Linked DNA regions of Homo sapiens: regions 2 and 3 are each linked to region 1. The links are chromatin loops, found by intact Hi-C in ENCODE. Cell type or tissue: CD4-positive, alpha-beta T cell. All regions are shown on one strand. Region 1 overlaps ELAPOR2 (endosome-lysosome associated apoptosis and autophagy regulator family member 2). Region 2 overlaps ELAPOR2 (endosome-lysosome associated apoptosis and autophagy regulator family member 2). Region 3 overlaps ELAPOR2 (endosome-lysosome associated apoptosis and autophagy regulator family member 2).

What was found. Hi-C counts contacts between places; a loop is a spot of excess contacts. Peaks named below come from ENCODE experiments on the same cell type or tissue, not always from the same donor. Only the 100,000 strongest peaks of a DNase experiment are listed, where the experiment ranks them.
Region 2: a loop joins it to region 1, with 2.2 times the contacts of the local background. A loop is called at or near these places in 6 of 110 quality-filtered maps.
Region 3: a loop joins it to region 1, with 2.6 times the contacts of the local background. A loop is called at or near these places in 3 of 110 quality-filtered maps.

What each region holds. Positions count from the first base shown.
Region 1 is chr7:86,975,460-86,983,459 of GRCh38, forward strand. All of the region lies in intron 1 of ELAPOR2 (endosome-lysosome associated apoptosis and autophagy regulator family member 2), which reads right to left. Among named protein-coding and RNA genes, the nearest start is that of ELAPOR2, 80 kb to the right of the region's middle. RefSeq lists a silencer at 3,577-3,666. In CD4-positive, alpha-beta T cell, no CTCF peak of the experiment used is centred here; a DNase peak (open chromatin) is centred at 3,522; H3K27ac peaks cover 950 bases.
Region 2 is chr7:87,047,564-87,055,563 of GRCh38, forward strand. All of the region lies in intron 1 of ELAPOR2 (endosome-lysosome associated apoptosis and autophagy regulator family member 2), which reads right to left. Among named protein-coding and RNA genes, the nearest start is that of ELAPOR2, 8.1 kb to the right of the region's middle. In CD4-positive, alpha-beta T cell, no CTCF peak of the experiment used is centred here; no DNase peak of the experiment used is centred here.
Region 3 is chr7:86,921,960-86,929,959 of GRCh38, forward strand. It overlaps ELAPOR2 (endosome-lysosome associated apoptosis and autophagy regulator family member 2), which reads right to left. Exons shown (of 22, transcript NM_001142749.3): 9 at 4,777-4,957; 10 at 3,569-3,697. Among named protein-coding and RNA genes, the nearest start is that of GRM3-AS1, 120 kb to the left of the region's middle. In CD4-positive, alpha-beta T cell, CTCF peaks have their summits at 4,916 (motif pointing right) and 5,120; a DNase peak (open chromatin) is centred at 4,902.

The DNA.
Region 1 (8,000 bases):
TAATACCTCTGTCATAACTATACTTTCTAAAATTAACCTTAAAACATCTATTAAAAGGTTTTCTTCTTAATCATAAACATTAGACACCTGCTGTTCTGTCTGCCTGGCATGGCTTTCCTATTTCTTTAGGTAACAGCATGCCCCCTGCTCTCATTACACTTTGCAGTTCTGAGTGGGCCAACCCCTGGCCAGGCCCTAATATGGACATGCTATCTGGACAGTCACAATAAACTATTCACACTGGTGCTAACCAAGATGGAGAAAGTCCGCTACAGTTTCTTTTTCCCACTCTGCCCAAAATATAAAAGCAAGACTCTGCAAAATAAACAGCAGGTAGTCTGAATAAGAAAGTCAAAACTTTCTAACAGCTAATACAATGGTAGGGAGTTACCGGGCTTCTTTTCTTTCCTTTTTCTCCTTGAGCTGAAGGTGGGCCAAATCAGGGAATTGCACAGTGGGTTCAGAATGCAAAAAACTACAAGAGAAGCCCATTTTTCTGGCCAGAAGAATAAGAAAAGAGATCCCTGTGGTTGGAGTACTGGGAGAGGGGAAATGGGATCAGAAAGTGAGAGGGATATCCATGTGCTTTTTTTCTTCTTTTTCTCTTCCAGTCCTTCCCCACGGCCAGCACCAGCTTAGAACAGCACTGATTCCACAACAACCATGCAAACACCTAATATGCCAAGAGAAAACCTCTCTCTCTAGATAAGATAACTAGAACAGGGACTTCAGCTGTGCAAAGAGCTTAGGAGAAAATCCTTATTATTCTTTTTCTTCCTTCCTTCACTTGTCACTTCATCCCAGGCAAGTAGAATTGCACAAAAACATGCAGGCTAAAACTATACAATAATCCATCTTTCTGGCCAGAGGAAATATAAAAAGCAGTCCTGAGAAAATATTCCAGAGAGTAATAGAGAAGATAATCCTCTGGTTCAGTCTATGAAGTAACAGTCCCAGGCTCACCTTCAAACTGTGCAAATATGGAATATACTCAAAGAAGTATAGCAAAGGCATGGAGAGCTGAACTACAATATAAACCACTATCTGAACTAAACCCTGAGTATTGAGCAAGGGGCAGATGATCCTGCCCCTCACCTGCCCCCTCCACACACACAAAAGATAAAAACAGCCAAAGTTTTGAAAACTGAATAGACACTGGAAGGAACCACCACACATAAAAGGGAGAAAAAACATGTGGTCTGAACCTAACCAGGTCAACTGGCTGCTGAAACAAACCAACCGTCTACAGAGGATTTTATAAGGATCTAGAGATTCACAACATAATATTAAAAATATCCAGAATACGATCAAAAATCACTTGGATATACAAAGAACAAGGAAAATCCGACTAATGCTCCAGAGAAAAGACAATCAACATATAACACCACCAAAATGTCACAAATATTAGATTCTCTAAAAAATGTAAAGCATCTATTACAACCATCATGCATAAGGTTAAGGTACTCTAGGGCCTGGGGTCCTCAGAACTGCCCTGCATAAGTTCTGTGTTTTCAAGCTTAAACTGTGTGAGTCGGGTTGCTGTCACTGCAACTATGGGTGCTAACAGATACTTGAGATAGGCAATAATTCTATAATACCAACTCATATTTATGTATGTCTCAAATCTCAGTCAAGGTTGATGAGTGTGGTGGTGATGATAGCTGCCACTCATTAGTGATACATATCAATCATTGTGCTAAGTTCACAATATCTTAGTGCTGTCGACCACCTTGTAAGGCAGAGTTTTTACAGATAAGGAAACCAACAAAGATTTAAGTAACCTCCCAATGTCATAGAGCTGATTTATAGGGGTTCTGGGATTAGAATCTAAGTGCCTAACTCTAAAGCCTGTCCTCATGACCATTATAGTTCCCGTCCTGGATCCTAAGAGCTAATGTTAAATCTAAAAACTTCATAAACAGAAATCAGAATAAAAGCTGATGCCTCATTATTCCTCCCTGTACATCACAGAAAGCAGAATTTGGCTAGCAACATCCCCTTTCACCCAATCTCTCCCCGTATCTCTCAATATCATGTCTCTCCCTATATCATACCTCTCCCTGTACTCTCAATACCATAACACCACCCTGTCTCCTGAGGAATCAATAACCTCAAAGTAAATTTTAAAATAATTCTTCACAAGTTATCTGTTCCAAAATAGCTTTACTTTCTACCACGTCTTCTAATTCCTCAGCTTTGTCTGTTTTCCTACATCAGTTTCAAAACAATATTTAATATTTTGTTTTCTGATTACAAAGCAATACATATTCAGTATGAAGAGTTTAGAAAATAGTGAAGCACATAAAAACCTATCATAATATCATCAACCAAAAATAACCACAGTTAGGATGCCAATCATTTTTCTAAGCACATTTATTTAAAAATTAAGATACCCTTTATCATATCAAGTTTATATTTTGCAAGTAATAAGTATTAACATTTACTTGAGAAAATTAGAAAATATGGATAAGGATGGCTTTTCAATGGCATTCTCTTTGTTCATATTTTTAAAAGTTATATATTAATATGTCATGGTCACTTCCTGATATGGTTTGGCTCTGTGTCCCCACTCAAATTTTACTTTTAATTGTAATCGCCATAATTTCCACCTGTCAAGGGTGGGACAAGGTGGAGATAATTAAATCATGGGAGCAGTTTCCCCATGCTCTTGTGATAGTGAGTGAGTCTCGTGAGGTCTGATGGTTTTATAAGCATCTGGCGTTTCCACTGCTTGCAGTCATTGTCTCTCCTGCCACCCTGTGAAGAGGTGCCTTCCGCCGTGACTGTAAGTTTCCTGAGGCCTCCGCAGCCATGTGGAACTGTGAATCAATTAAACCTTTTTCCTTTATAAATTACCCAGTCTCAGATATTTCTTCATAGCAATATGAGAACAGACTAATACACTTCCAGTAAGAAAATTAAACATTTATCTTTTCACAAAATATAATACACATCTCTTCATCTAGGAATAAATTAAGAAAAAATATAAGACACACTGGTTGGGAATTATAAAGCCTATTTGCCTTGCTCTTTTCACCAGTACTTATGGATATCTTTCTTTTGTGGGAAAAATAAAGGAACATTTTCTCAGTGCTCTCAGGCCCTTCTCCATGATTCACTGCAGAAACTTCAAGCAGGCAGATTGTTTATAGTCTAAGAAGGAGGCTGAGGCAAGAACTTGATTATCATCCCAGCACCATCATTTTTCCAACTGTGTGCCTTAGGAAGGGCACTCAGTGTCTCTGAACCTCAATTTCCTTGTCTATCTGTAATAAGATTGTAATGCCTTACACCTCTTTATCTTGTAAGGCTATAGGAATAAATATACATGGTAATATTTAGGCTTGAGTGCCAAGAAAACTCTTAATTATTGTGTTTCAGGTCATAAACTATACTAGACACCAGGAAATAATGACTATAACTGTATATTTTTTTGTTTGATCCTTGTGGCAACACTGTGAGGCAGGTACTGACACATTTCCTCAATTCTGAAATGCAGATTTGAAGACTTTTGAAACCACATCAAAAGAAACTTGTCACTAGCTTTGCAGAATAAGTGTCAGAGCCCATGCCTATGCAAATTTAATAGGCCAACTATGCACTCATTTTGTTATCACTTCAGTTACCTGTATCACAAGAGTTGGATTTACCTTTAACTTTCTTTATAGCATCTGAATAAAGATTGCACAATGATGCAGCAAAGAGACCAAAAGTTAATGTATACAAAAGATTACCTCTGCCACAAGAGGTAATATAATTAAGAGGACAAAAGTTGCCAACTCCCCGAGAAAAGACCACGTTAAGTTTAAAAGCTAGAACACAACCACTTCATGCATCTTGAAGGACTGTCACTCAGATACTATCTGCCAAACACTTCTGAATAACTCCTAAGAGACATAGTTTAACTACAGGTGACAAAATCGTAAGTGTAACCTAGTAGAACAAAGAAGCTTTTAGGGGTATTTATAAAAAGAGCTCAAGTTATTCACAGTAGGGAAATATAAATTAAAGCCTAACAAACAAAAACAATAATAGGAAATGAGACACCAGTCCAGCCCTAACTTATGGGATGCTGTTAAAACTAATTGATTAAGTACATTAATTGGCAGATGCCTAAACCCAACTAAGCTAGAGCATGAGCTCACAAAAGACTTGACATGAGTAAAGCCAGAATGTGGAGAGAATGCAAGACAGGGTATAGAGTAATAAAAGAAGAAAATTGGGGAGATACTAATATGGAAGGCAAGACAGAGGTAGTATCAGGTCAAGCCAATGCGAGCTAGGATCCCAAGCACAGGTTTAGAAAAGAAACATGTCACCCAATCTCACAAACTGCCCACGGACAGAAGTAGCTCAGGAGACTCCCAGGGGTGTCCAAGGGAGAGAATACAGTTGTGGGTTCTTCGTTTCTGTTTCTGGTTGGGCCAGTAAAGCCCCTTTCTCATCTCTTTTTTCCACTTATCACTAGAGACAGAAACTAAAAATCATGGTTTCAGGCTGCTAAAAGCCTAAAACAAAACAAAACAGAACAACAACAAAATAATGTGGGCTGGACAAGCTTGCTAGATATTCCAGGCAAAAGCACAGACTTGGTCTTTGACAGAGATATTAAAGAAGAAATTATACAAAATTAAGTGGATACACTTATACTATTGTCGGTTGGAAAAAATTATTGTACATTTAACAGAGTGGCAATTTCTCTCACTTACCAAAAAAGGTAATAAAACTCTGGTACGTTTTAGAATAAATAGTGCCTTTGAATTAAGGAAATATGGTATTGAGAGAAATCTGAGATTCCAGGTTTCTGACATCAAACAGTATGTGTGAGGCAAAGCCAAGTGCCAAAAATAGCACAAGAACAATTCTGTCTTTGCTGTATTACAGTTACTAACCTTAGCAATTTACTTACTAACATACATTTGAGGCAGTTCCCTCTTTTATTACTTGCTTTTAGTACTTCAGCACTTCCTATCTCAGCTGGATCCCCACCCGCTTTCTGCAGTCTTTACGGACACCTTCCCTAGTCAGTTCACCTTCCCACTCTCCTCATGACAATTCTAAAATTGTTTCAAGCTCAGTCCCTTCACTCTCTACAAATAACCTTGCATTCTACGTTGACAAGAATATAAAAGCTCTCTAGGCATTAGTTTCCTCAAATTGTCTCCCATCTTCTGTTTGGGCATGCACAGACTGACAAGCATGCCTCCTTCCTGTGGGTCTCAAGTACTAAAGGATCCTTCCTACTCTCCAAAACAAGTATCTCTGCCAGTTCTTCCAATCTCCTCCTCTCCTTAAACGTGTTCCTTTCATTCCATTAATTATTCTGCCTCTTTCTTGCTTTGGTAATGCCTATCTCTCATCTGGCTCTCCCCTCAACAAATAAATGATTAACGTTTCCCCCATTATTAAGAAAATAAAACAGCATCTCCACTGATCCTGCATATTGGTGGCTCACCATTTGCTCTTCAGATCCAGTCTCCAAGGCAGGCCTGGAGAGGCTGACCTTTCTGGACTGTATCACTCAGGCTCCTTTGCACTACAGATTCTGGGTGTTCATCTGATGGGAGGCATCAGCAGGAGATTAGAGAGAGTTCTCTATCTCCTTTCTGCCTTCCACAGCCACTGAGCTTCCAGAACACCATTTCCTCCACTTGCAGAAGAGTCAGATCTACAAGTGCTAACCAGTTGCTGCTAGCTCTTCACACTTCTGTTGTCGGTTCCCTTAAATTGGTCCATACCTCCATAAAAAGTTTCTTCATTAAACTCTATTCAGTTGAACTTTTGCATAAGCCATCTGTTTCCTGCTGGGACTCTGTGATACATCTCACGCCACTCTCTAGCTCCTTTCCATTTCTTCCCAGCTGTGCTTCCTGAAAGACTAGTCTGGGCTCACTAACTGCCATTATCATCTGTCATCTACACTTCAACTAACTGTGATCTGGCTTCTGCCCCCTCATGAATCCACTAAACTGATCTGTCTACTGTGGTATTCTAGATCATTTATGATCTGGTCCTAACTACCTCCCAGCTATTCCTCCCACCATCTGCCATTAAACCATGTGCTCAAACCATAACAAATGTTTCTAGCTGTCTTGGAGGATCTTACATGGTTCCCTCCACTTGGAGAGTGCTTCTCTGCTTCAGGCAACTAATGAACCGCTAGTCATGTGCAAGCCTCAACTCAGGAAGCACCTCCTTCTGGGAATACTTACTTCCCTTACTTTCTTCAGTTCCAAGATAGCCAAATAGGAACAGCTCCAGTCTGCAGCTCCCAGCGTGATTGACGCAGAAGACGGGTGATTTCTGCATTTCCAACTAAGGTACCTGGTTCATCTCATTGGGACTGGTTGGACAGTGGGTGCAGCCCACTGAGGGTGAGCCAAAACAGAGTGGGGTATCACCTCAACTGGGAAGCACAAGGGGTCAGGGGATTTCCCTTTCCTAGCCAAGGGAAACCATGACAGACTGTATCTGGAAAATCAGGACACTCCTGCCCACATACTGCGCTTTCCCAATGGTCTTAGCAAACGGCAAGCCAAGAGATTATATCCCGCATCTGGCTCGGCAGGTCCCATGCCCACAGAGCCTTGCTCACTGCTAGTGCAGCAGTCTGAGATCAAACTGCGAGGCGGCAGCCTGGCTCGGGGAGGGGCATCCACCATTGCTGAGGCATGAGTAGGTAAACAAAGTGGCCAGGGAAGCTCTAACTGGGCGGAGCCCAACGCAGCTCAGCAAGGCCTGTTGCCTCTGTACATTCCACTTCTGGGGGCAGGGCATAGCTGAACAAAATGGAGCAGAAACTTCTGCAGACTTAAATGGCCCTGTCTGACAGCTCTGAAGAGAACAGTGGTTCTCCCAGCATGGTGTTTGAGCTCTGAGAAAAGACAGACTGCCTCCTCAAGTGGGTCCCTGACCTCCGTGTAGCCTTACTGGGAGATACCTCCCAGTAGGGGCCGACTGACACCTCATATAGGTGGGTGCCCCTCTGGGATGAAGCTTCCAGAGGAAGGATCAGGCAGCAATATTTGCTGTTCTGCAATATTTGCTGTTCTGCAGCCTCCACTGGTGATAACCAGGCCAACAGGGTCCAGAGTGGACATACAGCAAACTCCAACAGACCTGCAGCTGAGGGACCTGACTGTTAGAAGGAAAACTAACAAACAAAAAGGAATAGCATCAACATCAACAAAAAGGACATCCACACCAAAACCCCATCTGTAGGTCACCAACATCAAAGACCAAAGGTAGATAAAACCACAAAGATGGGGAGAAACCAGAGGAGAAAAGCTGAAAATTCTAAAAAACAGAGCACCTCTTCTCCTCCAAAGGATCACAGCTCCTCGCCAGCAACAGAATAAATCTGGAGGGAGACTGACTTTGACAAGCTGACAGAAGTAGGCTTCAGAAGGTCAGTAATACCAAACTTCTCCGAGCTAAAGGAGGATTTCAAACCCATCGCAAGGAAGCTAAAAACCTTGAAAAAAGATTAGATGAATGGCGAACTAGAAAAAACAGTGTAGAGAAGACCTTAAATGGCCTGACGGAGCTGAAAACCATGGCACGAGAATGACGTGACACATGCACAAGCTTCATTAGCCAATTCGATCAAGTGGAAGAAAGGGTATCAGTGATTGCAGATTGAATTAATGAAATAGAGCAAGAAGAGAAGTTTAGAGAAAAAAGAGTAAAAAGAAATGAACAAAGACTCCAACAAATATGGGACTATGTGAAAAGACCAAATCTACATTTGATTGGTGTACCTGAAAGTGACGGGCAGAATGGAACCAAGTTGGAAAACACTCTTCAGGATATTATCCAGGAGAACATCCCCAACCTAGCAAGGCAGGCCAACATTCAAATTCAGGAAATATAGAGAACACCAGAAAGATACTCTTCGAGAAGAGCAACCCCAAGACACATAATTGTCAGATTCACCAAGGTTGAAATGAAGGAAAAAATGTTAAGGGCAGCCAGAGAGAAGGTCGGGTTACCCACAAAGG
Region 2 (8,000 bases), 72 kb after region 1:
AGGCATATGAAAAGGTGCTCAATATCACCAGTCATTAGAGAAATGCAAATCAAAACTACAATATCATCTCACCCCAGTTAAAATGACTATCCAAAAGACAGGCAATAACAAATGCTGGTGAGAATGTAGAGAAAAGGGAGTACTTCTACACTGTTGATGGGAATGTAAATTAGTGCAACCACTGTGGAGAAAAGTATGATGTTTCCTCACAAAACTAAAAATAGAGCTACCACATAAACCAGCAATCCCACTGCTGGTTATGGACTCAAAAGAAAGGAAATCAGTATATCAAAGAGATATCTGCATTGTGACGTTTGTTGCACAACTGTTCACAATAGCTAAGATTTGGAAACAACCTAAGTGTCCATCAACAAATGAATGGATAAAGAAAATGTGGTACGGCTGGGTGCGGTGGCTCATGCCTGTAATCCCAGAACTTTGGGAGGCTGAGGTGGGCGGATCACAAGGTCAAGAGATCAAGACCATCCTGGCCAACGGGGTGAAACCCAATCTCTACTAAAAATACAAAAATTAGCTGGGCATGGTGGTGAGCACCTGTTGTCCCAGCTACTCGGGAAGCTGAGGCAGGAGAATCGCTTGAACCTGGGAGGCGGAGGTTGCAGTGAGCCGAGATTGCACCACTGCACTCCAGCCTGGCGACAGAGTGAGACTTCATCTAGAAAAAAAAAAAAAAGAAAATGTGGTATGTATACCCAATGGAGTACTATTCAGACATAAAAAAAGAATGAGATTCTGTCATTTGCAACAACATGGATAGAACTGGAGGTAATTGTGTTAAGTGAAATAAGCTAGGCACAGAAAGACACACATCACACGTTCTCATTTGTTGATCTAAAAATCAAAACAAGTGAACTCATAGACAGAGAGATTAGAAGAACAGTTACCAGAGTCTGGGAAAGGTAGTGTGGGGGTTGGAGAGGGAGGTGTGGATAATTAATTGGTACAAAAAAATAGAAAAAATAAATAAGTCCTATTATTTGATACCACAACAGTGTGACTATAGCAAATAGTAAGTTAATTGTACATTTTTAAATAACTGAAGGAGTGTAACTTAATTGTAACACAAAGGATAAACGCTTGAGGGGACAGATAACTCATTCTCCATGATGTGATTATTTCACATTGCATGCCTGTATCAAAACAATCTCGTGTACCACATATATATCTACTATGTACCCACAAAAGTTAAAAATTAAAAAATGTTTAAATGTCAATTGTCCCAATGAAATAGCATTTTTACCATCAAATTAGTAATGATCGTAACAGTTTTCAGTGTTGTCCAGAGTATACAGTTTATGTCCTTCAATCTAACTTTTCTGCTACAAGTAATCATCTCAATTAATTAAAAATCCAGACACTGTTTTGCATTGTTTTTGATCATAACAAACATTGATTATAACACTGTTTTGATTATACAACAGAAAATTTAAAACAGCCTATGTGCCCAAAATTAAATTTACACATTCATTCAACAAGCATTTATTGAACATCTACTAAGTGCCAGGCACTCTTCAATGTGCTAGGGATATAGTAGTGTCTTGTTATCTATATGAAGCTTACAATTTATTGAGGGAATGTGAAGTCATACAAACCAAATAAATAATTAAAATATACATTATTATGGATGCTAAAAGGACTATAGAGAAAAACAAAAGCATGAAATGTAGATTGAGAGGAAGGGATTGAAATTTTATTTTATTTATTTATTTTTTTTTGAGACCGAGCCTCGCTCTGTCGCCCAGGCTGGAGTGCAGTGTCCTGATCTCGGCTCACTGCAAGCTCCGCCTCCCGGGTTCACGCCATTCTCCTGCCTCAGCCTCCCGAGCAGCTGGAACCACAGGCTCCCGCCACCATGCCTGGCTAATTTTTTGTATTTTTTTGTAGAGACGGGGTTTCACCGTGTTAGCTAGGATGCTCTCAATCTCCTGACCTCGTGATCCGCCAGCCTCGGCCTCCCAAAGTGCTGGGATTACAGGCGCCTGGCCGGGATTGCAATTTTAAATAGGTAGCCAGGGAAAGCCTTACTGACAAAATGACAATTGAGTAGAAACCTGAAGTGCATGAGGGACAAAGCCAAGTAAATACCTGAATGAAGAGAGTTCCAGGCAGAAAAGATCCAGTACAGAGGCCTTGAGAAAGGAGCATGCATAACACATTCTAGGAAGAACAAGTAGACTGGGACTGGCTGATGCAAAATGAAAAATGGGGACTTCTATGGTTTGAATGTGTCCGTGAAGGTTGATATGTTAGAAACTTTATCCCAAATGTGGTGATGTTGGGAGGTGGGGCCTAATGGGAGGTATTGGTTCATGAGGGCTCCATCCTCATATATGGCTGATGGCATTACTGCAGGAATAGGTTCCTTATAAAATAGAGTTCAGGCTCCCTCTTGCACTTGTTCTCTTTCTCTCTCTTTCTTTCTTGCCCTTGGCCTTTTACCGTGGTACGACATAGCAAGGAGGCCCTCACCTGGATCTTGGACTTTCCTACCTCCTAAACCTGGAGGCAAATAAATTACTGTTCATTATAACTTACCCAATCTATGGTATTCTGTTATAGAAGCACAAAATAAACTAAAAGAGGGAGAGTAATAAGAGGTGACATTAGAGGCTTCATGGAGGTCAGATTAGGTTGGACCTTTGATATAGTTTGGATATTTGTCACCACCCAAATCTCATGTTGAATTTTAATCCCCAATGCTGAAGATGGGGCCTGGTGGGAGGTGTCTGGATCATGGGGGCGGATTGCTCATGGCTTGGTGCTATCTTTGCAATAGTGAGTTCTCAGGAGATCGAGATCTGGTCATCTAAAAATATGTGGTACCTGCCCCTCCACTCACTCTTGCTCCTGCTTTTACCATGTGATGTCCCTGCTCCCCCTTTGCCTTCCACCATGACTGTAAGCTTCTTGAGGCCTCCCTAGAGGCCCAGCATCTGCCAGCACTGTGCTTCCTATAAAGCCTCCAGAACCATGAGTCAATTAAACATCTTTTCTTTATAAAGTACCCAATCTCAGGTACTTTTTTTACAGCAATGCGAGAACGGCCTAATACAGTCTTGTATTAATGAAGCCTTAGAAGGGTGTTGAACAAAAGAATAACAGTTTTAAATTTATATTTTAATGCTATCTCTGAGCTGCACTGTGACATCAAGATGGAAAGTTACAGTGATAGTCCAGGCAAGATACAATGGTAGTATGGCCCAGAAATTACAGGAGAAGTGAGAAGTTCTGATTCAGCTATTGGGAAGAGGATTTGCTGATAGGATGGATGTAGGATGTAGGAGAAAAGACATCAGTGGAGATTGCAGAGTTCTAGATATGAGCAACTAGAAGAAAGGAGTTGCCATTCAATGAAATGGAGAAAACTATACAAGGAGTAGGTTTGGGGAAAATGTCAGGAGTTCAGTTTGGTACCTGTCAGATTTAAGGTACTTATACAAGTGGTGACACCAAGGCTATGCTTGATAGGATTCCAGGGGATGGTCCACAAAGGAAGTGTTAATTTGGGAGCTATCCACATATAGGTGATATTTAAAGCCAAGAGACTCCCGACATCACTAGGAGTGTAAGGATGACAGAAAAGACAGGAGGGCCAAGAATAAATCGCTGGAACATGGCAATGTCAAGATGTCAGGAGAAACTGGCAAAAACTGAGAGAGATTACAATGGATTAAGAGAAAAACCAGGAGAGTTTGGGGTGCTTGAAGCCAAGTAAATTTCAGTGATGACAGAACAATCAACTGGGTACAATGTTTCACAACGTATAACTTTTATAGTTAGAAAAAGTACTCCTATAAAATATTTTTGTAAGTAAACAAATTTACCTACCCATATCCCAGATCTTTCATACTTCAATGCACCTCCTGAGAAACACTATTCTTCACTACATGAGAATAATAACTGATATTGGCGACTGCATTAGAATTTACAAAATGCTTTCAAATGCATTAGCTTGATCTCACAGCAATTCTAACATAGATAAGACAGGTTTTACTCTGTCCATTTTCAGACAAGAAAAGATTTAAAGGGGTTAATTTGTTGAAGGTCACATAAACCAGTGGCAGGGCTCACATTTGCATTAGATTCTTAAATACCTTCAATACTGCTTGTACTATAACAAGACACAACTTTGCAGCTGGACCAAAATGTAAACATCACTCCCCCATAAGTAGCAAACATTGGAAAACATTTACCAAGAAGGCTAACCATACTCTCTTAATATTACCATGTTTTTCTATTTTAATGTCAATCTCAGAAAGAGGTGCTTTATTAATTTCCATATTTGTGTCTTCTATCAGGCTATGATCTCCTGGAGAATGATGACAATATTCTCTGAATCCTGTTTTATCACCAGCATCTTGCATAATTCCTGACATATAAAAGATAATTAAGAAATGCTTGCTGGAGTACTTCATGGTAATGAGAGAATCTCATGGTCCATTTGATGTGATTATTTAAGGAGTTTCTAAGACACCCTGCAGAAGCAGGAAGTAAGCTAGGGTGACAGTTTAGGGAATTTTAGCAATGAAATGGGTCCCTGGATTTCAGGCAACTAAACTGTATTCCTGTGTCGGTCCATTTTCACACTGCTGATAAAGACATACCCAAGGCTGGGCAATTTACAAAAGAAAGGGATTTAATGGACCTATAGTTTCAGTGGCTAGGGAGGCCTCACAATCATTGTGGAAGGTGAAAGGCACATCTCACATGGCGGCAGACAAGAGAAGAGAGATTGTACAGGGAAACTCCCCCTTATGAAACCACTGGATCTCAAGAAACTTATTCACTATCATGAGAACAGCATGTGAAATAACTGCCCCCATGATTCAATTAACTCCCACCAGGTCCCTCCCACAACACATGGGAATTCAAGATGAGATTTGGGTGGGAACACAGGCAAACCATATCAATTCCTTTCTTTATACTGAGCGCAATGGTTCTTGCTGGGCTTCAATCCCAGGGTTTCCATTTTAGTAGGTTGTGCACAGGAACCAAGCACTTATATTTCTAACAACTTCCTAACTAATGTTGACACTGCTAGTCCTAGGAGCTCACTTTGTGGACTACTAACCTAGAGAAAAGAGCTCATAAAAGCAACATTTTGAATAAGGGTAATAAATGTACTTCCAACTCGAGTTGTAAACTGAGTTGAGAATCAACTTCAGTATATTCTGATCACAGGGTTTGTTTTCTTTTGTTTTGTTTTGTTTTGTTTTGTTTTGTTTTGTTTGAGACAGGGTCTTGCTCTGTCACCCAGACTGGAGTGCAGTGGCACAATCACAGCTCCCTGCAGCCTCAACCTCCCAGGTTCAATCAATTCTCCCACCTCAGCATCCCAAGTAGCTGGGACTACAGGCCCATGCCACCATGCCCAGCTGATTTTTTTATTTTTTTGTAGAGACAGGGTCTTGCTATGTTGCCCAGGATGGTCTTAAACTGCTTGGCTCAAGTGATTTACCTACCTCAGCCTTCCAAAGTGTTGGGATTACAGGTGTGGGCCACCTCGCCCAAACTGACCACTAGGGTTTATTTCAGGGTCTTAAATCTGGCACAACCAAGAGGATATGTTGATTAGAATTAAATGTACCATAAAGATCAATTCCTGTTTATAACTGAAAAAGCAGAAACTATTCACTTACTATATTTTTAAGTCAGTGATTAGTGCTCCCAAAGAAAAGGATATATGTCTTACTCATTTTTAAAACCCCCAAAATGCCTTAAATGAAAGATAGTACTGTTTGCTAATAAGATGATACAATCCTTGCCCTCAATGAACATATCATGTACTAGGGGAGAGATAACATTTGTGTATTCAAAGCCTCTGGTAAAACAAATGGTGCCTTTGTGTGATTTAGAAAATAGTGACCCCCTCTGGGCATATGAACTAGAAAAAGGTATCCCTTTTTCCAGGTAAATGCAGACCTGTGCCAGGACATATAGCTAAGCATGCTGAGAAATGGGTGGATTCTTCTTCTTACCCCTTTAGCTGGGTGCCCTTGGAGAGAGCACAACTCATTCATCTATATGGGGTGGGGGGCTGTGCGTGCAAAACACTTGTGGGACAGCATATATGTGTCAGAGAGTAAACAATAGGCTGTGACTAGAATTCAGAGAAGAGAAAAGATCCTTTGTTTTTACTAGTCCAGGAAAGGATAGGATATAGGGATGGATCTAGGTCAGGAGGCTTCCTCTGTGAGAGATGTTCTCTCACCATCACCCACAACCTGCATCCAGCTAACTCCTACTCATCCTTTAGATCTTACCTTAAACATCTTTTCCTGGTAATCCACCTGCTCCCAGCCCCTAACTAGGATGGCTATTCATTCTCACTGCACACGGAAATTTTCCGTCACTGTACTTATGGCAAATGTAATTGCATGATGTGTGGTTTTGTTTTAAACCTACTCCCCTGAGATTACAAAGCTCCATGGAGCAGGGGCCTATGTTTTGTTCATCCATTCATTGTCAATACCTGCTATATAAGTACATGATAAATATATGTATATATACATATTGAATATTGAAATACTACATAGAACACACATGATGAAAGGCAAAAAGGAAAGAGAATAATCTGTGGTTTCTTCAAGAGAAAAGAAAAGCAACCAAAATGTGGCTAGTGTTTTCTGACAATAAAGAATTATTATAAGATGCAAGACTCTGCTGGAGAAGACACTATGATAGGAAAACGTGCCACTCTATACTATGCTCTGCTATTTCCATCCCTTGTGCTAAAATATGACACTTCACAGATCTGTCAACTCTTGGTTTTACATTGTAAATATTGATGGTGTGAATACTTGCTCGCATTTGCCTAAAACATGAGAAATGATTCTAAGCATAAGAACTGGAAATGGAAAATTCACCTCCACAGGCATTAACAGGAAAGATTAGTTACGTTAACTGCTTGAAAACAGAGGCTGAGTCCTAACTCCTTCAATAACAGTGTGACTGTAGAACCTTTGACAGCTTCACCCATAGCCCATGGCCTTCAGGGACTTCCTACAGAAAGGATGTTTCTCAGCTGTGCCCATCAAGTTCTGAAACAAAAAACATGACCATTACAGGTCTTGTGGTTTACATGGATTTTGAAGACCCAGTAGCTTACCAAATCTAGGAAGGCTCTATAACACAATTCCACTCCATCACCACCATCTCACCTCCCAGTTAACACTCAACCCATCTCCACCATCCCATAGGAAACACTCTGGTGCTGAGCACCAGTGACCTAATCACAGAATTCAATCTTCTCTCTTCAGTCATCATCTTATTTGGATTTCATCGGGCAACTGACACACAATGAGCCCTATCTTCTTCAAAGGCTTTTCTTTTTCCCACAACTCCACACTCACATTTCTTCTTTACCAGCCATTGCTACATGTCTCCTTTGTGAACTCCTCGGTTTCTGTCCCCTTTCATGTAGGTAAAACCCAAGTCCTATCTTCAGCACTTTGTTCTCACTCCCTGCATGATCTCAACCAATCCAGTCATTTCAACAATGTCTTCCATTCAAGTTATTCCCAGGTCACCACACCAGCCCACACCATGCCCCTGAGGAACAGGGCCTAATAATACCTAACTGCCTACTCAACAGCTCTACATAAAGTCACTCCTTCCAGACAGAACAAGCTCCTTATCCCATCTTCTTCACATTTCTTCTCAGGGAGGTTAAGAGGCACCATCCTCTAATCAAGTTAGAACATTTCATTCTCTCACCCTCTGCATCCACTCACTGCCAATTCTATCTAAAGCATACTACTCCTCTTTTTGAAGTCCTACTACTGCATCCTATTGCCTACCAAATGAAGACCAGCTTCTTAGTGTGATATAAGGTCCCTTATGATAGGCTCCTGCCTGCCTGTCAGATTCATCTCTCATTAAGCTTCTCATTGCATGCTGTACTTCAGTTAGAACCAATTACAATACAATGCTGTTTCATGTTTCTGCCCTTTTTCAATCTGTGCTCTTCACCTGAAATG
Region 3 (8,000 bases), 54 kb before region 1:
AAAGAAGTGAAATTTTAATATATTTTATTTAACCCAATATACACAGAATATCATAATTTTGACATGTCATCAATATAAAAATTAAGATTTTTTTTTCCTATCAACCAGGGCATATCAAAGTCAGTAGAAAACCTAGGAAATACTGCCTTTTACTGTGCCCTGGTTGTTATTTTTATCCTTTCTCAAGCATAAAAACTATATGGAACAGTGTCAACCAGAATGTTGATTTCAAAAACATTTACTTCTAACCTAACACCTAACAGCTATTATAATTTTTATACATTCCCTTCTAGTCTTTGTCCATAGGCACAGTTTAATAATGGTATACATAATTTTGTATTTTCTTTTTTCCATAAGAGTGAATCTCATATTTTCCATGTTTCTGTGTATATTTTATATTTTAAGATTATTTTGTATTTAAAAATCATACTTATATTTATCATAAAAATTTTAAATTTTAAAGACAAATTTAAAAGTTGAAACCTAAAATTACTTATAACTTCATTACCTAGAAAAAAAACACCATTAACATGCTGTGATGTTTCTTTTCACTTTCTTTCAACGCATACATGTTTTTACATCACTGAGCTTTTATTATAGATAATTTTGTATCATGCTTTTATAAATTAACATTATTTCATAAGCACTTTTATAAATACTTCATAAACATGTTAATGACTGAAATAATATTTTATTATTCAGCTAAATATAATTTGCATAATTCACCAAATCGCTCCCACTACAGGACTTATCTACTGTTGATTACACATCCATTTTAACCATTTGGTTTGTTTTTACCTTTAAGTAACATAATATAAACTATAATAAACATATTTTTGTAAAGCTTTTCTATATATTCAATATTTTTCTAAAAAGGAATACCAATAAAAGAGTTATTGAGTCAAATGAATATATTTTTAAATCAATATTGTGTTACTATTCTGATTTTGAAAGCAATGAGTGTCTATAAGGAATATTAAATACAGTAAACCAAATTTAAAAATAAAGTAATTCATATTTCACATAAACCTCCCATCTCCAAGGAATAGCCTTTTAACATTCTTTTTAGTATTTGTCTAGTGTATACTTTTAAAATATATAACTTAGATTTTACTATATAATCTATTTCCTGTTTTTCTTTCATTTAGCATGGTCTTCTGATTTTTCTGATCATCATTCTATGAAAAATATTACCCCTTTGAGGTAAATAGCAATTAGTTAATGGGCGCAAAAATACAGTTAAATACAAGAAATAAGATCTAGTGTTCAATATACAGTAGGGTGTAGTTAGTAGTTTTTTGTGTTGCTCAAAATAGCTAGAAGAATTAGAATGTCCCCAACATTAAAAAGATTGTTTGAGATGATAATATCCCATTACCCTTATTTGATCATTCCACATTTTGGAATATATCAAAATATCACACGTACCCCCAAAATATATAAAACTATTATGTATCATTAAAAAACCACTAAAAATCCTCTGCACATCTAATTTTAATAACTTAACAATGTTACATAGCTATATCATAATTTTATTTAACCATACCCCATTATTGAAAATTTAGTTTTCTCCTATTTTTCACTCTTATAAATAACTCTAAAATTAATATTTTTTGTGCATAATTTTTCTTTACATCACACTGTTTCCTTGGTATAATCCTCATAAGTGGTATTTTTGGCTTGGAGAATAGGAACTTTCTAAATTTCTGAAACTTTGCCAAATTGTTTTCTGTACAACTTGCACATAATGATTGCATAATATTTCATTCCATTAGGGTAATATAACTTTTGTAAACATTATCCTATTTTTGGATATTTCAATTATTTCAATTTTTGTTGTTATAGATAAAGCCCAATGAACATCTTCATGAATAAAAACTACTTGTCTCCAGCTTTGAATTCCTCTTAGGCAAATTTTAGCACATGAAGATTTGCTTCTACATACCTGTTCTGTAACTGTGTGAAAATCAGACCAAGACTACATGAATCTCAAAGCACTCCAAATCATACAGTCAAGTTGGGCAAAGCACACTTGCTTTAACTCCATGCCTTAGTGGGTGACTATCCCAGGGGACAGGCTGCCCCTGTGCCTCTCCATTTCACCCTCGTTCTTGTGAGTGCTGCTCCTCACAAGGTTGGCTACTGGACCAGCCAGTCACAAAATATACATCACCTTTTATCTTTGTAGTTTTTACATTACTGTTTACCATTTCAATGCCACACACTAATACTGCAGAGATTTATACTTTTCATTTAATCATTGATCATTACTGAAAACTAAGCAAAATTTAAAAATAGACTCTCAGTAAATGAGTAAGCAAGTGGGTAAATCAAGTATTTCCAGAGTTTAAGCTATGAATAAGTCCTCTATAAGATCCAATTAAAGTTTCAGGTAATCTTTACTAGTAAGTGAATACACACACACACACACACACACACACACACACAAATGTATTAGTCCTTTTATAGAGTTATTCTATACCCTTGCCTTCCCAATCTTATTTTCCCAATAGGACTTAATTTTCTCAATTTAAAATTCAATTATAGGACATTTTAGGAAAAAAAAAACCTTCAGGGTCAAGTAACAGCTATTATATCTTATTCTTCTTCTCTCTGAGGATTTTTTAAGTGGGATTGTTGGTCAATAATGAAGACTAGCTCACATTTAATATATATACTGAGGCTTTGTCTTTTCCTCTTTCACTCATCTGTTTAACATTATTCAAAAACCTATTATTTGTCAATCTCTGTGCTCATGTATACACCTCACTTCCTATGACTCAAGCTTTTTTTTTTGAATAGATATTGATTTAAAACGTATGTGTTAAAAAGCACACACATACGTGTTTACAATAATTAAACATAATATAGAGAAAAGTGAGCAGATAAAAAATGCCAGTGAGGTTATAAGTAAAGGATGCATTTTAGTGTAAAGGTCTGGTATATACAATACCTACCCGTAGCATAAAGTTTAAAAATACATATATTCATTCAACCATCACATACTGCAGAACAAGTAAATTCCAAGCCCTCTAGGCACTTAAAAGGTAAGAGCAAATACAAATCAACAACTGTTCTGTAGAACTCTGCCACATTTTCAAATTTTCAATAGGTAGAATTCATATATACTTTGTAAATACAATCATAGACTTGACAGGCAAGGGGAATTTGAAGTTAGTTAACCCCTCACCAGGGCACAGTGCTGAGCCAGACTAATCAAGACAGAAATCCCATCATGCTACTCTTTAAAATGGTAAAGAACATAGATTTCATCCCCCTCCTTGGTAAATCTATTCTGGCATTTATACCCATAAATGATGATTCTCAGCATCTACTTCAATACTGCCTAAAAAAAATGCAAAATTAATAGTTTGTTCTTCTATGAATGTCACCTGGCTGTGACACCACATTTACTATTTTTATGGTACAACCAGAAGATGGGCAAGCAGCCAAATGATAAGATTGAAGTTCCTCATACCCATACTTGGTATGTTTTAGAGAGCTAAGTTCAAGAATGAATGATGTCTCTATTGCTGAAATACATCAAGTAGGCTGATTTTGAACTTACCATTCATTCCATCGCACTTTGAATTCCCAACATTGAAGCAGGAAGTTTTCATGTTGCCAGGAAGGACATTCCACCATTTATATTCAAAGCCAAGTGCAGGCTCCGTTCCTGCTGGACATGGTCTACATTCTACAGGAGACAAGTAGGGTCAACAATTAAAATTAAACTGCATATGGACAACTTCTACTTTCTCTGTTCCAAACACACTACATTACAATTAGCAGGGAGAGAAGTGGAAAAAAAAGATATTGGACTACCAGTTCCCTCAGGATGTACTAACTTTTTCAAAAGAAATCTGAAAAGAACAAAATTCTAGATATATTATACATACATACATATACTTGACTAAAATGAAAAAGGAAAAGGACAGAAACAAAATCTTTAAAAATAATTTTTTCCTTCACATCTGGGAGTAGCTGCTAATACTTAATTACCCTCCATAAAAAGAGTAACTATGAAACAAGTTCAAGTTCTCCTGCATGTGACCTTAGAATCAGTTCTTCCACCTTATGAATAAAGAAAGATTTCACTCTTCCTATTGGTTATTCAACTTAACAGAATATTAATACCATTTATGAACTGATTAATTCAAATTCAAAATATTGACTATGTTGAGAATGGTTGGGTGTTGAGGGGCTGGGAAAGTGCTGGGTTTATAAATAAGCCTGATTTAAATTGACATCTGCAAAATTGAAAGAGAAGGGTCTTTTCCAACCATTTAGAAATGTAGCCACTTCGCATCATCACATCAGTAAGAAAAGGAGTAGGGAAAGAAAATATTTCACAAACATTTATACCTGCTGCAAAAGTACTACAGAAGGCATGTTTAAATGTCCTTCTCAATGATGATGAGCCAGATATTATCCACCATCCTACAGACAAGAAAATTGAGCTTCAAAAAGTTTAAACAACTTGGATAAATCACACTATTGGTAGCATGGGGGACATAGATTCAAATCCAAGTCAGTTTGCCTTCAGAGTCCTTTTTATGCTATCTCTCAAAGGCTCTGGATAGTAAGTATACAACATGGCTATATTCAAGCCATCTATCTGCAACTAAAATATTACAGTTGACTGCAATTTTTGTCTACTAAAACTAAAAGAAATTCTGTAACCACTTTCCATAAAAACAATTTAGAAAATGGTCACAGTAGTCCAACAAGATCATTTTGCTAAAGGCCCAGTTATTGGACCAATTGACATCCTACCTTTGGTTCCATCTGAAAATGTTCCAGGAGGACAGGGATGGCAAGAAGATGATCCATTGTTATAAAATCCAGGGTTGCAAGGCGGACAATCCTTCTTCTCTCCAGAAGGGGGCAATCTAATAGCATCTGTGAGATCCTCCCGGCAGATTTTGGGCTCTATCCACTTGTACATTATCTGTGTCTACAAAAAAAAAAAAAAAAAAAAAGCAACCAAGTCATATAACATGCTTATAACAAAAATCTTAAACTGGCAGTATAGGAAAAGTACAAATGGTGACAGAATAGAAGGGCCAGCTGACAGAATCTAAAACATCAGTGACAAAATGAGAGAAAAGAGAGAACATTGGTGGGGAAATGACTGTTACTTCCAAATGCTTTTACCCTAAGCTATAGGTGGCCTTCCCTCGTACACAGCATGTTCCTCATCATGAAATAACTCTTTAAAATGTAGGTAACCTGTTTATCACCCTTACTCTTCTATCCATTCATTTACTTTATTCCATAGCTGACATAAGTTTCTACGCAGCAACTTGCTTTTTCATTTTGAGACTTCCACTAACCTCTTCCTTTCCTCCAACAGCACATTTCATTATGCTTTGCACATAGCAATCACAAAAAGGTTATTTTTCAGAAAGAATATATCAAGATTCACATTTCAATCCTGCTAGTTCATAATATTGGTAGTGGTTCTCGGAGTCTTTTTCAATAACCTGATGTTAGACTACAAGAGCTGTAGCTAAAATGTTTACCCCAGAGGCTTCTAGGTCCTGATCCATGGGCTCTGAACATCATGATTAAGACAACCTCTGCCTTCAAGGAGAGCAGTCTTTTAAACTCTGCCCTTTTATTCTCTCACACTCATTCATTCACCCCCACACAAAGCAAAATATAAGAAAACAGCTGTAACTCAGTCAAACCCCAAAAGCCATTATTATCAAATTTTTATTCTCATTTTTAAACCAGAGATACCAAATGGGTTAGCCATTCGAAAACAAAATTGGTATGTTCAGTGGAGGAAAACAGAAAAGGAATTCTAAATGCAAACATAAAAATAAATCAACTATTTAATAACTAAATGCAGCATTTTTAAAAGAGACTAAAAGTTCCTTTTCTTAAACATATAATCTGCTAAAAGTATTTTTTCTCCTTTAAAACAACTTCTGCAATAGGAAGTCTGCTATTAAAGCTGGGGAATCAAAATTAAAGGCGATTGTCCATAGCTATTTCCAGTTAGTAGAAAATCATGTATAATAACTCCTTTAGGCTACCCAATTTTATTCTCAAGTATTCTTATGGAAGAGTAGATTAACTTATCTGAAGAAGGAGGCTTAAGAAAATGATTTAAAGGTAAATGTCTCAAAATAGTTATAAATAACATTTTTTCTTTTTACAACTCTCTTTTTCCATATTCATTTTTATGAGTTGCATCATGATACACTTTAACCAGCCACTTCACACACCTGCCTTTCTTACCATCTGTAAAATAATGGCTGCTCCTGCTGGGGATTCCTAAATAATTGGAAAAATAAAGGGGCTCTCAACTCCCCTTAAGAAAAGCAATATAAAATTCAGAGAATCTAAGCAAATGAAACATCATCATATTGGAGAGATTACTTTCTTAAAATTCTGGTTTAACAAGCATAGAAAACAAATTTCAAATCCTACTTAATTCCCTAATTTGCTGATTTATTTTGACATTAATACAAATGGATTGCGTTATGTGTGAGCTACTGCACTAGTGAAAGTAGTTGGTTCCCAGGTGGGAGTGGCGGGCGGTGCTGACACCCTGTACTATGTAATCTTCTTAATCACTTTGAGAGGTAGGTATTGCTATCCTCAAGTTTATAAATGAGGAAACACTCCAGATTAGAGCTCTTAATTTGCCCAAAAGTCAAACACAACTAGTAAATGGTAAAGTAACACCAGTCAACAAGAGTCAGTTTGGTAAGGGTAAAAATAATAAAATATGCAAATATATTGTGAGAAGTCAGCTAACCACATGACTTTCAATACATGCAAACTTCTTAAAAATTAAAAAATATACACCACTTTTAAATACTTAAAAATGTAGAAATCAAATTTCAAATGCTCTATAGTAAAAGTTTTATTTACAAAGCCTCTTGTTTCACATGGCAGATTGATTCTGTGCCTCTCTTTCTAATGGAGACAGATGCTTTCAAGTCTGGCTGACTAGGTAAAGATAATAATTAATATTAATAATACTTAGAACCAGAGGGCTTCCAGTGCAGATGAAAAACCAATAATCAATTCATTCTTTGGCAAGTTGAGATAAAACTATGAAATGTCTTATAAAACCAAAACCCTAATAAAGCAAAATTTACCAGTTTATTATTAAGATTACAAAAGAGATCCAGTGTCTGCATTCATATACAGCATGAAAAAAAAACCACATTTTTAAAAACACACAGAGGTATCAACTGAAAGCTGATTCTCATATAAAAACAGAACTCAGAACTGGGAGGACTACAATTTAGGCAAATTTTGAGACTGGCTTTGTCCATGGTTGTCTGATTTATTTCAGTTGTCACTTCACAAATGCACTAAGTCTTTATAAATTGGCTCAACTCATCAGGGCTAAATTACATGTGTTTTTAAAAGGTCTACCAACTGACCCTAACCTAACTGCCTTGTGCTCCATGATGTTCTGGCTCAGGTGGTCTCAGCCAAGCAGGCAATTTCTTATCTCCCAGGCTGTCTCAAACCTTGATCTTTTCCAGTTGCAAGCCACTGGGCACTCATCATTTGTCTCTCTTGGAATTACCCACACCATGCTGCCAACTTGTATCTGACTCCTCCTTCAAAGCCATGCTCAACATGTACAGTTGTGTTAAGTAGGTCGTCAGCCTGCCCAAATACATATCAGCATTCACCTACCTTCCTTTTCTATGACGGCTTTGCTGCTTTTCTCTTTTCCCATGTGTTTACCTCCTTCTCCTCTGATATGTTTTAGATTTCTGTCCCCATGCAAGTCTTATGTTGAATTGTAATCCCCAGTGTTGGAGGTAAGGCCTGGTGGGAGGTGATTAGGTCATGGGGGCAGATTTCCCCCTTGCTGTTCTTGTGATAGTGAGTTCTCATGAGATCTGGTTTAAAAGTGTGTGGCACCTCCCCCTTCTCTCTCTTCCTCCTGCTCTGGCCATTTAAGACATGCCTGCTTCCCCTTTTACCATGATTATAAGTTTCCTGAGGTCTTCTCAGCCACG